2 separate regions of the Homo sapiens genome follow, and region 1 is linked to region 2. A link is a loop called in an ENCODE intact Hi-C map of the cell type or tissue named here. Cell type or tissue: PC-3. All regions are shown on one strand. Links, peaks and the distances in the headings refer to the core of each region. The heading gives the core; the rest is flanking DNA.

Region 1 (12,387 bases), core at 3,663-6,162, 47 kb before region 2:
CCAAGGGAACAGCATGAGCAAAGCTATAGCGACTGCTTGGAAGAAACTCCGGTGTTGCCAGAGCATAAAGTCAGGGGCAAGGGCAGAGTGACCAATTGTCCTGGTTTGCCTGGGCTGAGTTTTCCCAGACATGGGAGTTTCAATGCTAAAACTGGAAGAGTCCCAGGCAAACCAAGATGGTTGTTGCTTGGAGGGGCAAGTGACAAGGCTGGAGAGGAAGCAAACGCCCTTAGGGAAGGCCTTGTGCAGTGGTAGGGGCTGCTGGGACTTCCTGCTGAGGGCAGTGGGGGCTGTAGAGGGCTTTTAGATAGAGAAGTGGCCACTGTGGTCCGATGTGTACACTACAGTGTCCATCAGACAGCTGTGGGGAGGGTGATTTGGAGCAGGCAAGAGTGGAGGCAGACAGGCCAGTAAGGAGGCTGCTGCAGCAGTCTAGGCCAGAAATAATGCAGCCCGGATGGAGGCGGTAATGAAAAGGAGAAAAGGGAGGTTTCAGTAATTATTTAAGGGGTACAGTTGTAGCGTTGAGCAGCAAGCCTCCAGCCCCACATCTACACAAACTTCCAGGAATCTGATTAATTATCAAAACGATTGTTTGTCAGGAGCCAGGCATGGTAGCACACACCTGTAGTCCCAGCTACTTGGAAGGCTGAGGCAGAAGGATGCTTGAGCCCAGGAGTTCGAGACCAGCCTGGGCAACATAGCAAGACCCTGTCTCTACAAAGAATACAAAAATTAGCCAGGCGTGGTGGCATGTACCTGTCGTGGCAGCTACTTGGGAGGCTGAGACAGGAGGATCACTTGAGCCCAGGAGGTCAAGGCTGCAGTGAGCCGTGATCATGCCACTGCACCCCAGCCTGGTCAACAGAGTAAGATCCTGTCTCAGAAAACGAGAAAAAACAACAACAAAAATTACCATTTGTTAGCTAATACATGGTGAAACACAACCCACAGTTCGGTTTGTTCAACAAGACTGTAAAATTTGGCCAGGCGCGGTGGCTCATGCCTGTAATCCCAGCACTTTGGGAGGCCAAGGTGGGAGTGGATCACCTGAGGTCAAGAGTTCGAGACCAGCCTGGCCAACATGACAAAACCCTGTCTCTACTAAAAGTACAAAAAATTAGCCAGGCGTGGTGGCAGGCACGTATAATCCCAGCTACTCGGGAGGCTAAGGCAGGAGAATCACTTGGACCTGGGGGGTGGAAGTTGCAGTGAGCCGAGATCGTGCCACTTCACTCCAGCCTGGGTGGGCGAAAGAGCAAAACTGTCTCCAAAAAAAAAAAAAAAGAGTGTAAAATTCTCAGCTTTGGGGACAAGATCCATTATTATGCCCAAGAATCAATGCCTATGTATGGTAAACAGAATAATGCTCCCTGCAAAAGATGTGTACACCCCAACCCCCAGAACCTGTGAACATGTTACCTTACTCAGCAAAAGAGATTGTTCAGATATGATTAAATTAAGGATCTTCCCATGGAGTGACCATCTTGGATTATCTGGGTGGGGTCTGTGTAATCAATAAGGGTCCTTAGAACAGTGAGACAAGAGGGTCAGGGTCAGAGAGAGATTTAAGGATGCTGCACTGCTGGCTCTGAAGATAGAGGAAGGGGCCATGAACCAAGGAATGCAGGCGGCCTCTGGAAGCTGGTAAAGGCCAGGAAATGGATTCTTCTCTACACCTCCAGAAGGGAACAGTCCTGCCTATACCTGGACTTTAGCCCAGTGAGGAAAAACTGTGGACTTCTGACCTCCAGAACTACAAGATAATAAATGTGTGTGTTTTTTGCCACTAAGTTTGTGACAATTTATTACAACAGCAATAGGAACCAGATTCACCATCCTTCCTCCCGTGTTAGAAGGCAAAATCCAAAGCGCACTGTGGTGGGTGTAGTGGGGAGGGAGAAGGAGGGGTCAGGAAGGACTCCCTGGGATCTGGCTTGGGTGAGAGTAGGGATTTGTGGACTTTGTCCCAGAGGTCACAAACTGGTGGCTGGAAGGGAGGGAAACTGGAAACTTAGGCACTGACCCTCCCACCTCCACCTTCTGCCTGGGGGCTGGGAGGCCTGGAAGGGGCTGCTGAGAGCCCCACCAGCCACTGATCCACTAGTGTGCCATTGGATGCCTAATAGCCGTTGCGTGGCTAGCATATATTGAGCACTTGCTAATTTGTGTTAGGCTCCGCCCAAGGCTTCATATATATGACCTCATTTCATCCTCATGGCAACCCTGTTTATTATCCCTCTTTACAGATGAGGAAACTGAGGCTCAGAGAGATTTCAAACCTCAGCCCAGATCACACAGCTAGCAATGGGGCACCATGATTTAAACCCAGGTAGTCTAACTCCAGAGCCTGTGCAACTAACAACTTGTGGTTCTGCCATGAATCCTAAAGTCTAAGGATGCCCTTGCACGCTGACCTCCTCTAGTGACCAGGGAGGTGTAGCCTGTGGGGGTGCCGAGAAGCCTCAATAAAACCAGCAATAAGCCCAGAGAGACAGAGGCTTGAGAGAATTATTGCTCCCAGATGCTCACAAAAGACTTTCAGCCACTGTATCAGCTACCAGAGGTGTGATAATGCTGCCTAACAACCTACCCCAAACTCCTAGTGGCATGCAGTGGTGAGCACTTATTGCTGACACATCTGGGGACAGTTGGGGCTGTCAGGCAGCCCTGCTAATTTGGGCTGGACTCACTCATATGTTTAGGGGTCAGCCAGGGTTGGCTGATCCAGTGTGGGTCAGACTGGGCAGCCTGGCTCTGCATGTCTCACCCACCTCCCGGGAGGGCCCTGCATGGCAAAGGGCATGGATGCAGGGAGGATGAAGAATCAGGGCCATCTTGGTCAGCCACCACATCCACATTCTCTCTGACTCAAATGAGAAGCATAAACTAGGGCAGGGCAGAGGGAGGGCACTCACTGGGCTGGAGCTCTGAACTCACCACTGACAGGCAGTCAGTGGCTGAGTCACTTAACCTCCCTGGGCCTCAGTTTTCCCCATCTGTGAAATGGACACCTGCCCTGTCTCCTTACTGGGGAGCCAATGAAATGACAGAGGCTAGTGAATGGGGCAGAGAGGGCCATTACTACTACTGACTTCGCTCCCTGGACTCAAATATTCCCTCTGTCTTTTTTTGAGATGGAGTTTCGCTCTTGTTGCCCAGGCTGGAGTGCAGTGGCACGATCTCGGCTCACTGCAACCTCCACCTCCCTGGTTCAAGCGATTCTCCTGCCTCAGCCTCCCGAGTAGCTGGGATTACAGACACCCACTACCACACCCAGCTAATTTTTTATTTTTTTAGTAGAGACGGGGTTTCATCATGTTGGCCAGGCTGGTCTCGAACTTCTGACCTCAGGTCATCCACCCACCTTAGTCTCCCAAAGTGCTGGGATTAAAGGCGTGAGCCACTGCACCCGGGCTTCCCTCTCTCTTTTTGTTCCTTAAGAGAGGAAGGCTCATTCCTAGCAGGCCTCAGACCTCAGGCCTCCGGCATATCCTTGGGGGTCCACTTCCCAGAAACTGAGTCCTATCAAGTTGAGACACAGGTTGAGTCTACAAAGGTCCTCATGGCAGTGGGCCAGGGGACCACGTGAAGGCAGAGAATAAACAGGCAGCATCTTCCCATAGCATCCATTTTCTGTGAAGATCAGAAGGGAAGAAAAAACTTTATATTGAAATGAACCCAGCTATATTATGAAGTTGCAAAATTCAAATTAAGCTTTCAGATGAAGAATGAGACTTCCAAGACATTTTGCTATTGTTAGTGCTGCGTGCTAGACCCCAGATCATCACTTTACTGCAAACTAGAGCCTGCAAACCAAATCTGTTTTGTAAATAAAGTTTTATTGGAACATGGCTATGCCCATATGGCTGCTTTTGCACTGCAACGGCCGAGTTGACTAGTTGTGACAGAGACCATATGGTCTGCAAGTCTGAAATATTTAGTATCTGGCCCTTTACACAGAAAGTTTGCCAGCCGCTAAACTACTTGGATTCTTTGATGAAAAGGTTTCAAGAATTCTGTGCTGCTCTAATATCGGAGGCCCGCAGGTCTAAGGAATTAAGAGTAAATGTTTATTGCACAGTTACTATTCTGAGTGCTTTCAGTGAATAAACTGTTGTTTGATTCTAACAATCCTAAGACATAAATGGTATTGTTATTGCTTCTCTTTGATAGGTGAGAAACTCAAGGAATAGAGTGAAATGTACCCTAGCCCAGTGCCTCTCAAATGTTAATATGCAGAGGAACAAAATCATCTGGGGATCCTATTAAACCACAGACACCGAAGATGGGAAATTCTGCATTTCTAACCAGCGACTGAGCTGTGCTGATGCTGCTGGCCCAGGCCACACTCCGTAGAGAGGAGCCAAACCACAGACTCACTACACAGAGGCACTGGGGGTCTTAAGCCCAGGCCCCCAGCCCCTAAGCCACGTGGCTCCTCAGAGTAGTTGTTCTGAATGAGTCACAAACCCCGTGAGAATTTCGCATCTGGCCAGGCACGGGGGCTTACGCATGTAATCTCAGATCACCTGGGGTCAGGAGTTCGAGACCAGCCTAGCCAACATGATGAAACCCCGTCTCTACTAAAATTACAAAAAATTAGCCGGGCATGGTGGCGGGCACCTGTAATCCCAGGAACTCAGGAGGCAAAGGCAGGAGAATCGCTTGAACCTCCTGATGGAGGTTGCTGTGAGCCGAGATGGCGCCACTGCATTCCAGCTTGGGTGGCAGAGCGAGACTCTGTCTCAAAAAAACAAACAAAAAACAAAGCAAAACAAAAAATCCTGACAGCAATGTGATGGAACAGACCAAGCATCTGTTCCTCTCCCTGTTTGTAGATAGGCACCCCGGGCCAGAAAGCCTGTGGGATTGGCCCAAGGTCACACAGCAAATTCACAGCAGGTGTTTGTTCAGTGGCCTCATACAGGACAAACTTTATTTTTATATTAAAACAAACAAAGATACAGAGCAGAACGCCAAATTCACATGAACCTTTAAGATAAAATATGAGACTTAAGAAATAGTTGGTTGCTGTAGTGACTCATACAGACCACAAATGAGTCCAAACTGTTACAGGGATTATGGGATGGAGTTGGGACTGGAATCTACATCTTCTGACATCCAGTCCCATGGGATGCTGCCCCCCACCCAATCTTTCTCACCTTTGCACCATCCTAGGGAGATTGCAGAATTCTTTCCCACCCATTTTCTTACCCGTACAACAATCCTGCAATCCAGGCCTGGATGGTTATCTAGGAAAGTAAGGCCCAGAAGATAAGTGGCTTGTCCAGACCACCACACTCAAAATTGATGGATCAAAGACTTGAACTCGGCTGGGCGCGGTGGTTCATGCCTGTAATCCCAGCACTTTGGGAGGCCGAGGCGGACGAACACGAGGTGAGGAGTTCAAGACCAGCCTGGCCAATATGGTGAAACCCCGTCTCTACTAAAAATACAAAAATAAGTCGGGTGTGGTGGCCGGTGCCTGTAGTCCCAGCTACTAGGGAGGCTGAGGCAGAAGAATCACTTGAACTTGAGAAGCAGAGGTAGCAGTGAGCCGAGATCGCGCCACTACGCCCTAGCCTGAGTGACAGAGCGAGACTCCGTCTCAAAAAAAAAAAAAAAAAAAAAAAAAAAAAAAAAAAAAAAACACTTGATATCAAGTCTTAAGAGTGTGGAGCTGGTCTTTTTTTTTTTTTTTTTTGAGATGGAGTCTTGCTCTGTTGCCCAAACTAAAGTGCAGTGGTGCGATCTCAGCTCACTGCAACCTCCACCTCCAAGGTTCGAGAGGTTATCCTGCCTCAGCCTCCTGAGTAGCTGGGACTACAGGCATGCAGCCCCACACGCTACTAATTTTTGTATTTTTAGTAGAGACGGGGTTTCACCATGTTGGCCAGGCTGGTCTTGAACTCCTGGCCTCAGGTGGTCTGCCCGCATCAGCCTCCCAAAGTTCTGGGATTATAGGAGTGAGCCACCGTGCCCGGCCGTAAAGTGCATTTTCATCCACCAGATGAAGCCCTCCTCTGCCAGCGTTCTGCTTCCCCCCATCATTAGAGTGGCCAGATCCTAATTGTGCATGTCGGCCTTGCCTTCTGCTACATGTGCACCTTCCCCGCATTATGCAAATTCTGCTACATGTGCACCTTCCCCACATTATACAAATCCTTACCACAATGTTGTGAAACAATACTGGGCATGGGTTTCTCTCCCTGTTTCACAGATGGGTCTAGAGACTTACATGACTCAGCCAAGGTCACATTGCAACCCCTGGTATGGCCTAGAACAGGCTTTCTCAGTCTCAGCACCATTGACATTTGGGGCAGGGCGAGTCCTATTGCCCAGTGCATTGTCGGGTGTTTAGCAGCGTCTCTGCTCTCTGCTCCCTGCCCACTGGATGCCAATTTACATCAACCCCAGCCATGACAACCAAAATTCTCTCCAGATGTTGTCAAACGTCTCCTGGTGGGCTGAACCAGCCCCATTGAGAAATACTGCCTTAGAATGCTGTGGGCTCAGCATGCCACCTTAATCTTTTCATTGAAAACACAACTCCTGGCCGGGCATGGTGGCTCAGCCTGTAATCCTAGCACTTTGGGAGGCCGAGGCGAGCAGATCACTTGAGGCCAGGAGTTCGACACCAGCCTGGCCAACATGATGAGACCCCCCGTCTCTACTAAAAATACAAAAATTAGCCAGCAATGGTGGCACACACCTGTAATCCCAACTACTAGGGAGGCTGAAGCAGGGGAATTGCTTGAACCCAGGAGGCAGAGGTTGCAGTGAGCTGAGATCACGCCACTTCATTCCAGCCTGGGTGACAGAGCAAGACTCCATCTCAGAAAGAAAAAAGAAAGAAAGAAAGAAAGAAAACACAACTCCTCTCCTCAGTCTTACCCAGGGAGGGGAACAAAAACAAACAAACAAAAAAAAAAACAACTCCGAGCACCAACAATTAGTATTTTTCTTCCTTCCCTAACACACAACATAATCTCTTCAAAACAGATGGAACCCATATTCCAATATCTACCTTTGGCATCTTTTTCAAAGTATTTCTAGGGTGACATTTGGGAGGAAATGGGAAAAAAAAAATATTTGGACACAGCTCTTTTTTCCACTGGGCTTTGAGAAAACCCCATCTTGCGTGCTCTTACTGTATCTCTCACTGATAAGTCCGCTCATAAAACCAGGGCCTTATCCAGGGCCACGCTTACAGAACTCCCACGGACACACCATGATAAGGACGCTGCTGCTGTCCACTTTGGTGGCTGGAGGTAAGTCCTGTTACCCAGAGGCACTGGTTTCCCATGCCCTGGTGGGGCTGGAAATGGGATCTTCCTGTCCTCCCCTCTCGCCCCCACCCAACCCCTACTGCATTCAGACCTATAATCATAAGAACATTGGAATGGAGTTTCAAAGAATTGGAGCAAAGAGCAGGATTCTATGACCTCTTGGGATCCTTCTAGAACAAGGGTTTTCTATTTGGGGGGTCAGAATGCGCAGCAAGTGTAGTTTACATTGTGTGGGTCGCTGCTTCCTGACTCAAGACCCTTTCTCTTTTCACAGCCCTCAGTTGTGGGGACCCCACTTACCCACCTTATGTGACTAGGGTGGTTGGCGGTGAAGAAGCGAGGCCCAACAGCTGGCCCTGGCAGGTGAGTTGACCACACTGTACTTCTCCCCGTCCCTGCCCCACTCCCTTTACATCTCCCCTTTGCCCTTCCACCATGGCGTCTATTGTGCTGGCAAAGTGAGTATTGATGGGACTCAGAGAGCAGCACAGGCAACTTTAGCAATAAGATATATTTCCGGCTGGGCGCAGTGGCTCATGCCTGTTATCCCAGCACTGTGGGAGGCTGTGGTGGGCAGATCACCTGAAGTCAGGAGTTTGAGACCAGCCTGGCCAACATGGTGAAACCTGCCTCTACTAATAATACACAAGTAGCCAGGTGTGGTGGCACACGCCTGTAATCCCAGCAACTGGGGAGGCTTAGGCAGGAGGATCGCTTGAACCCAGGAGGCAGAGGTTGCAGTGAGCTGAAATTGCACCACTGTACTCCAGCCTGGGCAACAAAGCAAGACTCTGTCTCAAAAAAAAAAAAAAAGATACATTTCTGTGGCCTTGGCCAACCTTGGGAGTGGAGGGAGAGGTGCCTCCTCCAGCTGCAGTAAGGAGCTGTCCCCTCCCCACTGCCCATAGGCAGCAAATATAGTATTACTCTATTAACCAATCAGAGGCTTGTTTACAAATGTACCATCAGTCTAGGAACCATTCAAGACTACCTATGCAAACATTCCTTGCTTTAAGGAACCAATCAGTGCTATTTGCGCAGATTAATCTTTAACCACAGGCAAATCAATGTTACCAATGAAAAAAATGTTTTCTTAAGTTGATATAATCATAGTGGTATCAAGACTAAACTGCCAAGTGGGGCACAGGTGTAAATTACTCAGACGTGTTAATGGTGGGGATTTTAAGAGAAATGTGTAAAGTTTACATTGACATAAACAAATATAGTGAAATCTCATTTATCTGATGTAATTGGGACCGAGTAATTGAAAAGTTGGTTATAAAGAAATTATTTTAAATCATATATATATAGTAAAGATTTTATCTTAGACTATGTAAACAATTTTTTGAGTTCTTAACTGTCTTTTTCATATAAGCCATGCCCCATATCTTATCTACAAACCCGTTTCTTTAAAGCAGAGCAGTAACTTTGAGACGTTCACAAAGCAATCTGAGTTATGAGCCCATCCAATCTTTCCATTTTCTCACAGACACTACTTCAAGAGCAATTTTTTAAGAGTCATGGTGATCCAGTCTCTTCCAAGCATTTAACTTTGTTTCCATATAAATAACGACTCTCTTTCTGAACTCATATTTCATTGGTTACATGTTTAATCAAATTTCATTATTACAAGCATAATTGATATAAACTGCTTTGGGAGCAAACCCAGCTGAATCAGGATGAGTTTCTACCTTAAGTAGGAGGAGCAACTAGCAGCCCACTAGCCTTGAGCATTCAGAGTGACCCATGCAGCAGTCACTGTGTTTAGAGAGGCCAGCGTTCATTCATCTGCTCCTTGATTAAGAGACTGTCAATGATAGGCCAGGCGTGGTGGCTCATGCCTGTAATCCCAGCACTTTGGCAGGCCGAGGCAGGTGGATCACCTGAGGTCAGGAGTTTGAGACCAGCCTGGCCAACATGGTGAAACTCTGCCTCTACTAAAAATACAAAAATTAGCCAGGCATGGTGGCGGGCACCTGTAGTCCCAGCTACTTGGGAGGCTGAGGCACAAGAATCGCTTGAACCTGGGAGGCGCAGGTTGCGGTGAGCCAAGATCACACCTCTGCACTCCAGCCTGGGTGACAGAGTGAGATCCATAAAAAAAAAAAAAAAAAAAAAAAAAAAAAAAAAAAAAAAAAAAAAAAAAGACTGTCAACGATAGAATGATGGCAGATATTTCACATTTTTTTCTTTTTTTGAGACAGAGTCTTGCTCTGTCACCCAGGCTGGAGTGCAGTGGCACAATCATAGCTCACTGCAGCCTCCAACTCCTGGGCTCTGGCCATCTACCTGCCTCAGCCTCCCAAAGTGCTGGGATTACAGGCACCCACCACTGTGCTCACCCATAGTAATTTTTTTTTTTTTTTGAGACAGTGTCACATTCTGTCACCCAGGCTGGAGTACAGTGGCTGGTGAAACATGGCTCACAGCGGCCTCGAACTCCTAGGCTCAAGCGATCCTCCCACCTCAGCCTCCCTATCAGCTGAGACCACAGGTGCATGCCCCCACACCCGGTTAAGTTTCTTTTTTTTTTTTTAGAGATGGGTCTCACTATGTTGCCCAGGCTGGTCTTGAACTTCTGGGCTCAAGTGATCCTCCTGCGTCGGCCTCCCAAAGTGCTGGGATCACAGGCGTGAGCCTCTCAACCCAGCCTCACAATTTATATACTTGGCTTTGTGTGCTTTTGCCAGTTCTTTTGCTTTTCTCACAGTCCCACAGTATTTTTTCCCTGAGAATTTGGAAGAAGGGCCACAGTCCCTCTGCTACAGGGCCCCATAACACCGGGCGCATTTGTGCTAAGAACTAATCATTGCTGCCTACAAAAATACTTCCTCACCCTCTTGCACAAAAGTATTCTTGCCTTGAGAACCAGTGAATGTTAATCCATGAAGAGTCCCTATGCTTTGTGCTTCTGTTTCCCTGCGGAAATAAGGCAGATCTAGCTGGGTGGGGACTCAGATGAGGCAAGTAAGACATTCACTCTGGAGGCAAAATGTAAGGGGGTAGCACAAAACTCAGCAACCAGCCAGGAACAGTGGCACACACCTTTAATCCCAGCTATTCAAGGGGCTGAGGCAGGAGGATTGCTTGAGCCCAAGAGTTTGAGACCAGCATGGGCAACATAGATAGCCATCTCAAAAAAAAAAAAAAAATACAAACAAACAAAAAACCTCACTAACGAAGATGAATGATATTTTAATGCAATTTTGTTTCTTCTCCAGGAGACAGAGTCTCATTCTGTCACCCAGGCTTAATTACAGTATGAGTCACCCTGAGAGCCCTGCACAGTGGCTTATGTTCCCCATTTCCAGAGAAGGCAACTGGGACTTGGAAAGGTTACAGAATTCCCCAAAGGCACTGGGTTAGCCCGGGGGGCGAATGAGGATTCAAATCTGGTTCAGTGCTACCTCTTTAGCTACACTTTGCTGGCCACACATAATACGTATTATGTGGGCTAAATTTCACATCTGTACGATGGTTTCAGCACATTTTTAAATTGGGGGGGGGGTACATCCTTTTAAGTATCTTTTTTCACTTTTTCTAATTTTAAACATCTTTTTTAAGACCTCTTAATGTCACACAAACGAGAAATGCCAAATGGCTAATTAAAAACAACAACGTTCAGAGAAAAGCAGGCATCTGCCAACAAACAGGTCATCGTTCCCCACAGTTATAGGGAGCCCGATCAGAGCAGTCCATGCCCTACTGTCACCTCCCTCCCCTCTGCTTGGCCGTGGCAGGGAATTGAAAGACAGGGGAGGAGGAATGAAGGAACAGGAAGGGCATGGAACAGCTTCATTAGAGACTAAAACAGTGTCAAATGTCACCACCTTAAAGTTCTTTTTTTTTTTTTTTAAAGACCTGGTCTCACTCTGTTAATTTTATTTTATTTTAAAATTTTTTTGGTAGGGTCAAGTTCTCACTATGGTGCCCAGGCTGGTTCACAAACTCCTGGGTTCAAGCAATACTCCCACCTCAGCCTTCTGAGTAACCGGGACTATAGGCATGCACCGCCGCACCCAGCGGCTCATTTTGGGCTATTTTTGTTGTAGAGACAATGTATTTAGTCCTGCCTCACACGGCTAATAAAGACATATCTGAGACTGGGTAATTTATAAAGGAAAGAGGTTTAACTGACTCATAGCTCAGCGTGGCTGGGGAGGCCTCAGGAAACTTATAATCATGGCAGAAGGGAAAGGAAACACATCCTTGTTCACGCAGCGGTAGCAGGGAGAAGTGCCGAGCAAAAGTGGGGGAAAGACCCTTATAAAACCATCAGATCTTGTGAGAACTTACTCACTATCATGAAAACAGCATGGAGGTGACCACCCTCATGATTCAATTACCTCCCACCAGGTCCCTCGCACGACAAATGGGGATTATAAGAACTATAATTCAAGATGAGATTTGGGTAGGGACACAGCCAAACCTTATCAGATGGGGTTTCACCATGTTGCCCAGGCTGGTCTCAAACTCCTGGGCTCAAGTGATCCTCCTTCCTTGGCCTCCCGAAGTGTTGGGATTACAAGCATGAGCCACCATGCCTGGCCTGATTGTTTTTCATGTAGATTGCATTAACACGTTTTTTATCTTGATGGCTGAGGTTTTGGGTGCTGCCTTAAGTTGTGCACATGAGGCGACTGCCTCACTCCCCCTTACCCTTGTCCCAGCCCCGTTCTTGGGAAACTGGAGTGCAGGGAGGCCCTGCTCTTTCAAACCTAGCCACAGAGCTCCTTTGCTTCTCCCCAGGTCTCCCTGCAGTACAGCTCCAATGGCAAGTGGTACCACACCTGCGGAGGGTCCCTGATAGCCAACAGCTGGGTCCTGACGGCTGCCCACTGCATCAGGTAACTGCCTTTCCCTGGGCGCTTGGCCTGCTCACCAGCTGGTGCTCATTTCTGAGCTGGGGGCTCAAATGGCCTGAACCATGCTACATAAAGCAGCCTTGCAAATAACCACTATACTGGCTGAGACACAAGCTGTAGTCAATCAATGGTTCAGTGTGTTGGCCCATCAATGTCAGTACATGGCATGGATGGAGTGTCTGTGCCAGGCAGGCACTGAGGGAGGATGAAGAGGAGGGGAAGGCCCAATC
Region 2 (12,387 bases), core at 6,586-9,085:
TCGTCCAGGGTCTCAACGTACCAGGAGCCACTCTTGGGGTCCCTCCAGGAAACAAAACCTTTGGAGGGAGGAGGGCTGAACACTGCTGGAGAGCCACCCCTCCGCCGGCTCCCCACCACCCCTCTGGCCATGCACGCTGGCTCGGGCGCCCTCCAGACCTTGACTCATACATACATCCAACAGGAGCAGCCTGGCCCCTGAGGCTCTGCCCTAATCATGATCTTATTTCACCCTCATGACCATCCCCTGATTCCGGCTATAATTCCTGTTTTCCCAGCAAGGAAACCAAGGCTTGGAAAAGTCAAGTGACTCATCCAAGACATAAGAAAGGAAGGAAACTGCCAGGCACAGTGGCTCACACCTGTAATCCCAGCATTTTGGAAGGCCGAGGTGGGCAAATCACTTGAGGTCAGGAATTCTTGACCAGCCTGGCCAACATGGTGAAACCCTGTGTCTACTAAAAATACAAAAATTAGCTGGGTGTGGTGATGCATGCCTGTAATCCCAGCTACTTAGGAGGCTAAGGCAGGAGAATTACTTCAACCCGGGAGGTGGAGGTTGCAGTGAGCTGAGATCATGCTACTGAACTCCAGCCTGGGCGACAAAGCAAGACTCCGTCTCAAAAAAAAAAAAAAAAAGGCTGGGCGCGGTGGCTCACGCCTGTAATCCCAGCACTTTGGGAAGCCGAGGCAGGTGGATCACGAGGTCAGGAGATCGAGACCATCGTGGCTAACACGGTGAAACCCCATCTCTACTAAAAATACAAAAAATTAGCCAGGCGTGGTGGCAGGTGCTTGTAGTCCCAGCTACTTGGGAGGCTGAGGCAGGAGAATGGTGTGAACCCGGGATGCAGAGCTTGCAGTGACCCAAGATCGCGCCACTGCACTCCAGCCTGGGCAACAGAGCGAGATTCCATCTCAAAAAAAAAAAAAAAAAAAAAAAAGAAGGAAGGAAACTACCGCTTGCTGCAACTACTACGTGCCCCGCACTGTGCTCAGTGACGTGCCAGCCACCTTGTTTAATTCCCATGGAAACCCCTGAGGCACGATTCCTATTCCCCTGCTAAAGATGCGAAGGCAGAGGCAGGGTCAGGCAGAGGAGAGGCAAGTGAGGCATAGGAACCCAAGGGCGCAGGCCTCCTTGCAGCGCGCATCCTTGCCCGCTCAGCCTGAGCCGAGGCTCAGAGAGAAGTAACTTGCTCAGGGTCACAGAGGGGCAAAAGACAGAACCAGGACTCATACCCTGGTCTTTTCTCTCACCACACAGCTGCCTCTAGGGCAGACGGGAAGACCCACTGGCTGCGAGGACGAGCCCTTCTGATGTGCTCACCTGGGAAAGTAGAGTAGGACACAAAGATGTCACTGGGTGTGGGCAAACTAGATATGGCGTCCAGCTGGTCGAAGGTCCTCAAACCTTCCTGGAACGGGGTGGCATCTGGCTCGGGGTTACTGCCAGGGGACTCGTCTTCAGGGGAAGTGGAGGCCACCTCAAACCCATGGTCTTTCTGCTCTGCAGGAAGCAGAAACAAACACCTCTTGTCATTGAAATACACAGACAAGGATGGTTCAACATATGAAAGTCGGTGCAATATACTACATTAACAGTGTGAAAGGAAAATAAATCTTGGGACCCCAAACTCATTAAGCCAAACGGAAAAGTCAAGCTGGGAACTGGGTCACGCAAACCTGCCTCCCCGTTTTGGTTCCTAAATAAGATGGCTACAAGATGAAAAGCTACACACCTCTCCCATATTTTGCCCACAAGGAAATTCCTGGTGAGCTCCAAGATAGTTGTCTGATAAAATTCACCACGGCAATGTAAATGGATAGCTTATCTTTACAGAGGCATCACCCCTCTGCCCACCTGGCACAAATGCATATCTGATTATTCCCCTGCCCCATTTGTCTTTGTTATCTTACGTAAAAATGCAGGTTCCCTGCATTTTCCCCTGCCCTATGTTACCTTACGTAAAAATGCAAATTCACTGAGCCAGACAAATGCTTGAATGACTATTTCCCCCTACCCTGCTCTTACCTGAAAACTGTGTACTTCTCAATATCCTGCCCTTTCCCCTTTAAATTTGGAACCCTAAAATTCATGTTCAGAGAAAGGCATAGACCTGTCTCCTGGGCGTGCATCCTTAACTTTGGCAAAAGAAACTTCTTAAATTGACTGAGACCTGTCTCAGATTTTTGGGGTTCATAAGAGAATGAAAAAAACCCTACATCATCATCTCAATTGATGCAGAAAAAAGCACATGACAAAATTCAACAAGCTTTCATGATAAAAACAGTCAACAAACTCAGAATAGAAGGAAACTACCTCAACATAGTAAAAGCCATATATGAAAAACCCACAGCAAACATTATACTCAATGGTGAAAGACTGAAACCTTTTTCTATAAGATCAGGAAGAAGGCAAGAATTTCTGCTTTTGCCACTTCTATTCAACACATTACTAGAAGTTAATAGAGCAAGGAGGCAAGAAAAAGAAATAAAAGACATTCAAATTGGAAAGAAGGAGTAAAATTATCTCTACTCACAAATGGTATGATTTTATATGCAGAAAACCCTAAAGATGAAACACTATTAGAACAAATAAAATTAGCATATTAGCAGGATACGAAGCCAACCACAAAAAATACTTCCATTTCTATACACTAACAATGAACAATCAGAAAAAGAAATTACAAAAATGGTTCCATTGACAATAGCATCAAAAATAATAAAATAGTTAGAAATTAACTTAACCAAGATGAAAGACTTGTAAAATGAAAACTACAAAACATTGCTGAAAGAAAGAAGGCTGGATGCCATGGCTCACGCCTGTAATCTCAACACTTTGGGAGGCTGAGGCAGGAGGATCCCTTGAGCCCAGGAGTTCCAGACCAGCAAAACCTCATCTCTACACATAATAAAAAATTTAGCCAGGTGTGGTGGCATGTGCCTGTGGTCCCAGCTACTCGTGAGGCTGAGGTGGGAGAACCACTTGAGTCCAAGCAGTTGAGGCTGCAGTGTGCAGTGATCGCGCCACTGCACTTCAGCCTGGGTGACAAAGCAAGACCCAGTCTCAAAAAAGAAAAAGAGCCGGGCACAGTGGCTCACACCTGTAATCCCAGCACTTTGGGAGGCCAAGGCAGGCAGATCACCTGAGGTCAGGAGTTTGAAACAAGCCTGGCCAACATGGTAAAACCCCGTCTCTATTAAAAAATACAAAAATTACCCAGGCGTGGTGGTGGGCACCTGTAATCCCAGCTACTTGGGAGGCTGAGGCAGGAAAATCACTTGAATCCAGGAGGCGGAGGTTGCAGTGAGTCAAGATCGTGCCATTGCACTCCAGCCTGGGCAACAGAGCAGGACTCCATCTAAAAAAAAAAAAAAAAAAGAAAGAAAGAAAGAAAGAAAAATAAAGAAGACATAGGCCAGGCACAGTGGCTCACGCCTGTAATCCCAGCACTTTGGGAGACCGAGGCTGGTGGATCACTAGGTCAGGAGATTGAGACCATCCTAGCCAACATGGTGAAACCCCGTCTCTACTAAAAATATAAAAATTAGCTGGGCGTGGTGGCGTGTGCCTGTAATCCCAGCTACTCAGGAGGCTGAAGCAGGAGAATTGCTTGAACCAGGGAGTCAGAGGTTGCAGTGAGCCGAGATGGCGCCACAGTCCTCCAGTCTGACAACAGAGCGAGACTCTGTCTCAAGAAAAAAAAAAAAAAGATATAAATAAATGGAAATATATCCTATGTTCATGGATTAGAAAACTTAAAGATCTCAATACTACCCAAAGCAATCCATAGATTAAATGTAATCCCTATCAAAACCCCAATGATGTTTTTTGCAGAAATAGAAAATCTATCCTAAAATTCACACGAGAATCTCAAGGGACCCCAAATAGACAAAACAATCTGGAAAAAGAGCAAAATTGGAGGACTCACACTTCCTGATTTCAAAACTTACTACAAAGCTACAGTAATCAAAACAGTATGGTACTGGCATAAAGACAGACATAGGTCAATGTCATTGAATAGAGCCCAGACATACACCCTCACATGCGTGGTCAAATGAATTTTGAAAAGGGTGGCAGGACCATTCAGTGGGGAGAGGGCAGTGGTTTTTTGTTTTGTTTTGGGGGATTGTTTTTTGTTTTTGTTTTTGTTTTTTGAGAGAGTCTCATTCTGTCACCCAGGCTGGAGTGCAGTGGTGCAATCACAGCTCACTGCAGCCTTGACCTGCCAGGCTCAAGTGATCCCCCACCTCAGCCTCTCAAGTAGCTGGGACTACAGGTGCCACCACACCCAGTTAATTTTTGTATTTTTTGTAGAGACAGGATCTTGCCATGTTGCCCGGGCTGGTCTCAAACTCCTGGGCTCAAGCAATCTGCCTGCCTTGGCCTCCCAAAGTGCTGGGATTACAGGCATTTTTTTTTTTAAGAGACACACTTTTGCTCTGTTGCCCAGATTGAAGTGGCATGATCTTAACTCGCTCCAGCCTCAAACTCCTGAGCTCAAGCAATCACCCCAAAAAAATGGTTAAGATAGTAAATTTTATGTTATATGTATTTTGCCACAATTTTTAAAAAGACATAAAACTTGTCTTTTTTTAGAAATATAGTTGAGGAAACTGTCCACTATATCATAGGCACTCACTCAAACCCTTTACTCAGGCTGTCAAGATCACAGTGTCCCCTTTAAGACAACCAAGGGAAGAAATGTGTCTGGAGTCTCTATTCCTGACTTCTGTCTTGCAAATACCAGATATAGAACTATAGAACACCAGATTCCATGGATCTTGAAAGTGATCTTTTTTTTTTTTTTTTTTTTTTTTTGAGACAGAGTCTCGCTCTGTCATCCAGGCTGGAATGCAGTGGCGCGATGGCTCACTGCAAGCTTCGCCTCCTGGGTTCAAGCGATTCTCCTGTCTCAGCCTCCCAAGTAGCTGGGACTACAGGCGTGTGCCACCACACCTGGCTAATTATTTGTAGAGATGGGGCTTCACTGTGTTAGCCAGGATGGTCTTGATCTCCTGACCTCGTGATCTGCCCGCCTCAGCCTCCCAAAGTGCTGGGATGACAGGCGTGAGCCACCGCCCCTGGCCAATGATCTTATTTCCAATGGCGGCTGGAAAGCGTAAAAAATGCGCAGGCCACCTCTAGCAAGTAGCTATCAGTATTCCATTTTATGTAATTAGGCAACTGAGACTGAGATAAGTTAAGGGGTTTCCCCCCAGACAGAGGCTGACTGGGACTTTGACCTACCTCATTTTTGAGTCTACTATTACCAATGGCTGGGATTTTTCCATGTTTCTTTACATCTGCAAAGTGATTTTATCTCTAAAATCAGTCGTTGTATACCTTAAATTTTTAATTCACTTGTACATTAGAGAACTGTAGAAAGCTGCAGGACATCCTAGGATGTATTTTTGGAATCCAAACTTTTACTTTTCTTCTCTCCTTGTGTTCCCTCTCTATTTTGTCCTAGTGTTATCATTTGTACTTCTTGCACTATGGCAAATCCTTTTCTAGAATCAAAGAAGCCATCAGAAAAATACCAAATAGACACCAAGTCATGGATAATGAAATCCATGGAGATGTTTACACCTTCTAATCCAGTAATTTCCTAAGAAAATAATTCAAATGCAGTCAAAAGCTTTCTATATGAAGACACCTGTGGTTGTGTGAGCCAAAAATTAGATATCACCTAAATGGCCGACATTAGGAAAATGGTTTAGTAAATTAGTGCATGTCATGAAAATGGCCCATTATAAAGCCATTTGAGCTAGTGATGATGAAGGCCATGGAGATCTGGGGAACTGCTTAAGGGATAACGTTAGCTGAGAAAAGCAGACTGTGCTCATGGGCTGGAATCCAAAAGGAAGATGCAAAAATGAGATGGCTGTATTAGCTTATAACATTCTGAATTATTTTCTTTTTTAGGTTGCCATATTTTTTGTCTTTTCCATTTTAAAATCTAGACTCCCCAAAGGCAGTGCCAAGCTTGGAAAACAGAGAGGTCCTGGCAGGACTTGTGCCCCACATGGCTCAGCTACAGAGCTACTGAAGTGGAGACACTGACGGAGGTCTTCCGGGATGAGGTCTTCTGCAGTAGGGCTCATGGTGGGTGGGGTAAGGCGGAGCACAGAGGGCTACTCAGGAAAGAAGGCATCTAACAAGAGCTTTGGTTAAAAAATATAAATATATATTTAACTATGTATACATACTGCAGAAAAAAAAAGAGAAATTTTTTTAAAAATAGGCTGAAGTTGGAGTAGGAGTGATCCAGAGGGTCCCCTGCAAAAACACTCCTGGAGAATGTGACTGTGATCCAGGCCCTGATGCCATCAGGGAGAACGGTCCTGGTGAGAGAGACAGCAAGTGCTGTGGCCGCAACGCAGGCAGGTTTGCATGGCTGGATCTATGTGACTGAGGGAAGTCACAGTTCACCCAGAGGAGCTGGGGGCCCATCTGGCAGGAACAGAGGTGGCTCTGGCAACCCCATAATAGTAACACCAAAATCTATTGACCTCTTACCCCACACAGCTAAAGCTCAGAAACCACTGGTCATTGGCATTCTCCCAGCTGATATGAGGGGCGCGGAATTCTGCCCCATGTTTTTTGCCTCTCAACTATCCCACTGCTTCTCACGGAGGCCCCCAGCCTCCAAAGGGGGGCCTCTTTGATCTGTGACAGCCATGTTTTTCTCCAGATTTTGTGGTTCATTGCTTCTGGTTGTTTTCTTGGTAGAGACTCCGGAATCTGCCCCAGGTGTCTGGGAATGACGTGAAACAGCACAGCAAGGAGGCCTGAGGCGTGAATGTGATGGTGCTGGGTCTGCCTGGCAGCCTGTGGGGGCGGAGGGATGCCTAAGTGGGGGATGCCGTTAAGAATGGCCAGAAGAGACAGGGTGAGCAGAGAGGCTGAGAAGAGACAGCAGATCAGAGCAGGGGGTGTGGGGGAAAGGAAAGAGGGGGTCAGGCGGGGCGCTAAGGCAGCTCCGTTCACGTGTCAGCCTCAGCCCACAAATCTGATGTGAAGGCCTTGCCTAGGGTGTTCTGCACTGTATGCATGGCTTGGTTCTTGGAGAGCCTCGGTTCTTAGAGAGCCTCATTAATGCAAAACTCCCCGTAGGGCAGGACTCATTCCCCACAAGAATAAATATACAGTAGGAGGAGATGTTCCCTCCGCACAGAAAATCCACGACCACTGCAGCATATTGTCATTGCTTTCTGTCTTCTCAGCCCGATCTCTCAAATCCCAAAGAGGGGTCACCCCAAAATTGACGGCTCAGCCTCAGAGAGGTGGCTACTTGGTTGCCTATCACGCTGACGTTGCACACCAAAGTTATCGACTTTAATGCACATTTTTCAGCCCTGGTGCTGTTACCTCCTAATGAATGGGTGGATGACATGTTGGAGGGTTTTAAAATTATTATTTAAAAATGATTTTTAAATTATTTATTATTATATTTAAATTAATTATTAAATGATTTTTAAATTAAATATTTTTAAAGTATTATAGTGAGTTATAAAATAGCAATACAAGAGTCCTCAAAACCCAGGACAGGTGTTCTGATGCATGTAAACAGACCCCTCGCCAGGCACTAGTGAAGAACGGGGACCTTTCTATTTCTGCTCTCAGCTGACGTGGCGCCACCATGTGGTAACTGCGTTAAGCACCAGGTCACGCAGCCTGCGGAGGCAAAGCAAGGACCCGACTCCAAAGGGATATCTTAATCACTGCATGCTGGCTTTGAAATCTTGCTGTTTTCTGTGAGTTTTGTTTTAATGATGGAAATCTACATTATGCCAAATTTGGCTCATATTTTTTTTTTATTTTTTATTTTTTTAGAGACAGGTGACAGACTGGCTCTGTCACTCAGGCCGGAGTGCAATAGTGTAAACATGGCTCACTGTAGCCTCGACCTCCAGGGCTCAAGCGATCTTCCTGCCTAAACATCCCAAGTAGCTGGGACCATAGGCACACACCACCAGGCCTGGCTAATGTTTTAAATTTTATGATAGAGACTGGTCTCAAACTCCTCGTCTCAAGAGATCCTCCCACCTTGGCCTCCCAAACTGTTGGGATTACAGGCGTGAACCACCACAGATGCTTTTGTATGGTTCTCCTTTACATTCAAATTAGAATCCACATGAGACGCAACCAGACTGTGGGCTCTGTGCCAGGCTGGGGGCCTGGCTGCAGGGTAGGCCTGGCCCTCCCCTCAGAGCTGACCAGGGGATAAGCCCATCTCAATACAATGAGACAGTGCTATGGTAGGGGAGGGACAGAGGCTGCAGGAGCACAAAGGCCAGCTAACCCTGACTTTGGCCAAGAAAGGGGGTGTTTAGGGAAGTGACAATAAATTGTAACCAGAAGGATGGATGATTAAGAGTCAGCCAGGTGCCAGGCACGGTGGCTCATGCCTGTTATCCCAGCACTTTGGGAGGCGGAGGTGGGAGTATCACTTGAACCCAACAGTTCAAGACTAGCCTGGGCAATATAGTGAGACCCCCATCTCTAAAACAAAATAAGTAAAAATGAATTTTAAAAAAAGAGTTAGCCAGGGGAGCAGGTAGAAGAGCAAGCAAGAGCCTGGACATCCTGGGAAGGCTGGGCCGTGCTGGGGACTCGGAGCATGCCAGGCTGGGGAAGGTGAAGTGGCAGGGGCCAGGTCACCAAAGGCCTTGGAAGCCCTGCTACTGAGTCCTAAGAGTGACAGCAGATATTCACGTGACAAAGGCCCTCCCTGCTGTTGAGACTGAGACTGGATGGGGCATGGGAGGAGCACAAGACTGACTAACTGTCCAGAAAGTAGGTATGCCTGCTCAGCCTGCATTCCTAATTCCCCTGCCCTTTCTGTCTTTCATTTGATTCATAGGAGAAAGAGGGACCGGAGGCTCCGAAGGAAGAGCATTGCTGGACCACACACTGTGGATAAGACAGGAGGTGAGGCAGAGCAGGGTTTCTACAGCCCCGAGAGTGGCAGCCTTCCTCACTTCCTGTTACTGTTGTCCTGAGGGAACTCTGCTGGCGACAGCGGGGTGGGGGACTCTTATGTGACACTGGGTCCTCCGGGGTGGGAGCGGGGGGCAGGCTGGGTTTTCAGTTATTAAAATGAACCAATCACTGTACACACACCAATTAGTGCATTAAATATTATTAAAGTTGCCTGGGCACAGTGGCTCACGCCTGTAATCCCAGCACTTTGGGAGGCCGAAGTGAGCAGATTGCTTGAACCCAGGAGTTCAAGACCAGCCTGGGCAACATGGCAAAACCCTGTCTCTACAAAAAAAAAATAGAAAAATTAGCTGGGCATGGTAGTGTGCACCTGTAGCCCCAGCTACTCAGGAGGCTGAGGTGGGAGGATCACCTGAGCTTGGGAGTGGGTTCTGTTATTTTCCCCATTTGCTGAGCTGTCTAGAGATGAACTGGCCCAGGGCTGTGTGATAGATAGGTCAGTAGCCCATCCAGGGTTAATCAAGTGTTCTCAATCACTTGTGGTCAAGTTATGGGCATGGGTCATGACAGTGACTTAATACAGTTCATGTCAAATTATAAATTCCAGGAGACTGAAACTCTGTTTTTCCCCTATCCCCAGCACCTAACGCACAGCCTGGTATATACAGATGGTGCTCAATAAACACTTACTGGATGAATGATGTGACCAGAGACTGCTCTCCTAGGTAGCCTCCACCCAACTCCACCAACGTGGAATAGGGATGGGGCAGTTGGATGTGCACAGGAGAAATAGACCACAGGTGCCCATGTCACAGCTGGACGAGCTGGACAGCGCTATGGTATAACAGTGCTCACTTCTCTGGCAGATCAGGCTGGAGGCAAGGAACTGATATACCTTCTGAATGTTCCAGTCCGTGGAGAGCCTAGGGCAGAGGGGACTCCCTGGGACAGAATTTCTAGCGCTCCCTGATATTCCTGTCATGACCCACAAACTAGGAACCCCATGTTTGTCTCTCTTCCCTCTTTTTTTATAAGAAAATCAGATAACACTGTAATAGGAGTTAAGTTTAAAATTAGAGCATACAGCAAAACTACAAAGAATCCAAGTAATACATTTAAAAAACAAAACAAAAATAGAGACAGGGTCTCGCTGTGTTGCCCAGGCTGGTCTCGAACTCCTGGCTCAAGCAATCCTCCTGCCTCGGCCTCCCAAAGTGTTGGGCATGAGACACTGCACCCAGCCCAAGTAATCTTTAAATGTTCCTCGAACCCCCACAACTACACTTTTGAAAATTCCAATATTTAAATTCTTTGGTTTCTCCATGCAGTTTAGCTGTGGCCACCCTTTCTCTGGGATAGTGGAAACGGGGTCTAGTTGATGGAGGTCAGGAGAATGGTGACAAGAAAAATAAAAAGAGGTTTCTCCTCTCTCTTCTGCTTTCTTTTTGCCAAGTCTTTGGAATTGAAGCTGCCAAAGTTACTTGAGCCCATGATGCCACTGTGCCATGAAACAGAAGACTCTGACCTCTACAAAGCAGACAGAGCAGGGCCTGCTCCAGCCAGACAGAGGTGCTGCCAAAAAGGGACCATGTGTGGTACCCTCTGACTGCCTGGAGAGACCTCATGGGCCCTGTGAGGGGCAGGCTGGAGAAAGAAGCAGGTGGCGGCTCCCTCCCCACCAGACCCACCCAGAGGGAGGCTGAGGAGCTGCTTACCCCCACCACAGGCCTGGATGAAAAAGAGCTTGGGCTTCCCTCCCAGGCTGGGGCAGCTGGTCCCATTGAAGATGTTCACAATCTTCTCGACCGACACAGGGCATCCATCTGTGCCGTAGACAGCCCCTGGGAACTGCAGGTGGCTGGCCTAGAAGACCAAGAACCCTGGTTACAAAACCAAGAAGTTGGAGTAGGAATCCAACAGCCTGTTCAGAGGTTTTGTGGGAGCCAAGGATTTGGAAGGTCAAAGCCAGGGGCACGAGGCTGATTGAGACAGAGCAGGTTGGTTCTGGAAAGACCCTGGTCAGCATCTGGAAAGACACCTTGACAGCAAGGGGTTGCATGTCAAACTCATGTGCCTCTAGGGGCCAGTGTGCCTGGAGAGTGCTGGCTGCGGCCTCTAGACCAGTGGTTCTCAAAGTTTGGCCCCTGCAGCAGCGGCATCAATATCGCTTGGGAACTTGTAAGAAATGTGATTCCTGGGCCCCACCCAGACCTCCTAATCAGCAGTATGGTCCTCCAGGCCCCTCTGACTGAGGCAGCTCAACGCTGAGAGTGGCTGCTTTAAATCAGTTCAGCTCAGACCTCAAGGGCATGGAAATCACCTGGAAACCTTGTTGCTGGGCGGACTTGGAATGAAGAGGTCCAGGGTAGGGCCTGGGAGTCCACATTCTTCATGAGCTCTAGGGACCATATTATGAGAGAAAGGACCAAAGGGAAAGCCCTGCCCAGCCACAGGCTGGAGTTTTACTGGCTGAAGATGCTGGCCTCGTCAGGCCAGACCTTTGCGGTTTGTCAAGAGAAACTAGAAATCCTGATTTTTATGTGAAATTTGCCAGTTTTCAAAACACCGTGCAGACCACAGGGGGACTCCAGGCCCCAGCTTATAACTGTGATCTGTCCAACTCCTCAACTTAAAAGATGAGGAAACTGAGGCCCAGTAAGGGGTAAGGGCTTAATCACAGTGACAAATACGTAAGGGGCCAAGCCCCCAGTGGGCCTGGTGTCCTGAGTCCCACCAGCAGCAAGGGGCCTGGGGCAGTGCCTCACAGGACAGAGACAGGAGCTGAGACAACATGTGTGCTGTACCCGCCTCTGAACAAACTCTGGGTGCAGGAGCTTCGTGAGCAGACCTGGTCTCTGCCCTCCCTCTCCCAGAGGGCTTCTCCCAGGAACACCGACCTGCCCAGGACGGTGCAGCCAACTCCTCAGAGGACCACATGGCTCCCAAGAAAACAACAGGAGGTGGGCAGGGCCCCACAGCCCTTTTCCACAAAGCCAAGGGTGTTTTGGACACAAGAAGGGACATGGCCCCTGCACAGCCTCTTGGCACGGCCAGTACCCAATGCCTGCCCAGGGAACAGTGGGAGGCTTCCTACCTGACAGCCGTGAGAGAGAATGACCACCACGCAGCAGTCCAGAGCACCGTGGTCCTGCTGCGCCAGCTCCAGCAAAGCCAGCACCATTTTCTACAAGAGAGGGCTGCAGGTGAGCCAGAAGCACGGATAGGTCTAGATGCAGACTGGACCGTTCCTAACAATAAAAGGGCCCAGCCTGGCCAGGCATGGTGGTTCACGCCTGTAATCCCAGCACTTTGGGAGGCCAAGGCAGGTGGATCATTTGAGGTCACGAGTTCGAGACCAGCCTGGCCAACATGGTGAAACCCCGTCTCTACTAAAAATACAAAAAAAAAAATTTAGCCAGGCATGGTGGCACACAC

The links. Peaks named below come from ENCODE experiments on the same cell type or tissue, not always from the same donor. Only the 100,000 strongest peaks of a DNase experiment are listed, where the experiment ranks them.
Region 1: a loop joins it to region 2, with 4 times the contacts of the local background. A loop is called at or near these places in 1 of 110 quality-filtered maps.

What each region holds. Positions count from the first base shown.
Region 1 is chr1:15,449,520-15,461,906 of GRCh38, forward strand. It overlaps CELA2A (chymotrypsin like elastase 2A), which reads left to right and starts at 7,213. Exons shown (of 8, transcript NM_033440.3): 1 at 7,213-7,274; 2 at 7,567-7,655; 3 at 12,042-12,139. The coding sequence starts at 7,235. In PC-3, for the core only: no CTCF peak of the experiment used is centred there; a DNase peak (open chromatin) is centred at 4,992; H3K27ac peaks cover 429 bases.
Region 2 is chr1:15,493,944-15,506,330 of GRCh38, forward strand. It overlaps CASP9 (caspase 9), which reads right to left. Exons shown (of 9, transcript NM_001229.5): 5 at 12,047-12,136; 6 at 10,668-10,815; 7 at 1,330-1,509; 8 at 1-58. Among named protein-coding and RNA genes, the nearest start is that of CELA2B, 24 kb to the left of the region's middle. RefSeq lists enhancers at 6,364-6,864, 11,452-11,952. In PC-3, for the core only: a CTCF peak has its summit at 7,669 (motif pointing left); no DNase peak of the experiment used is centred there.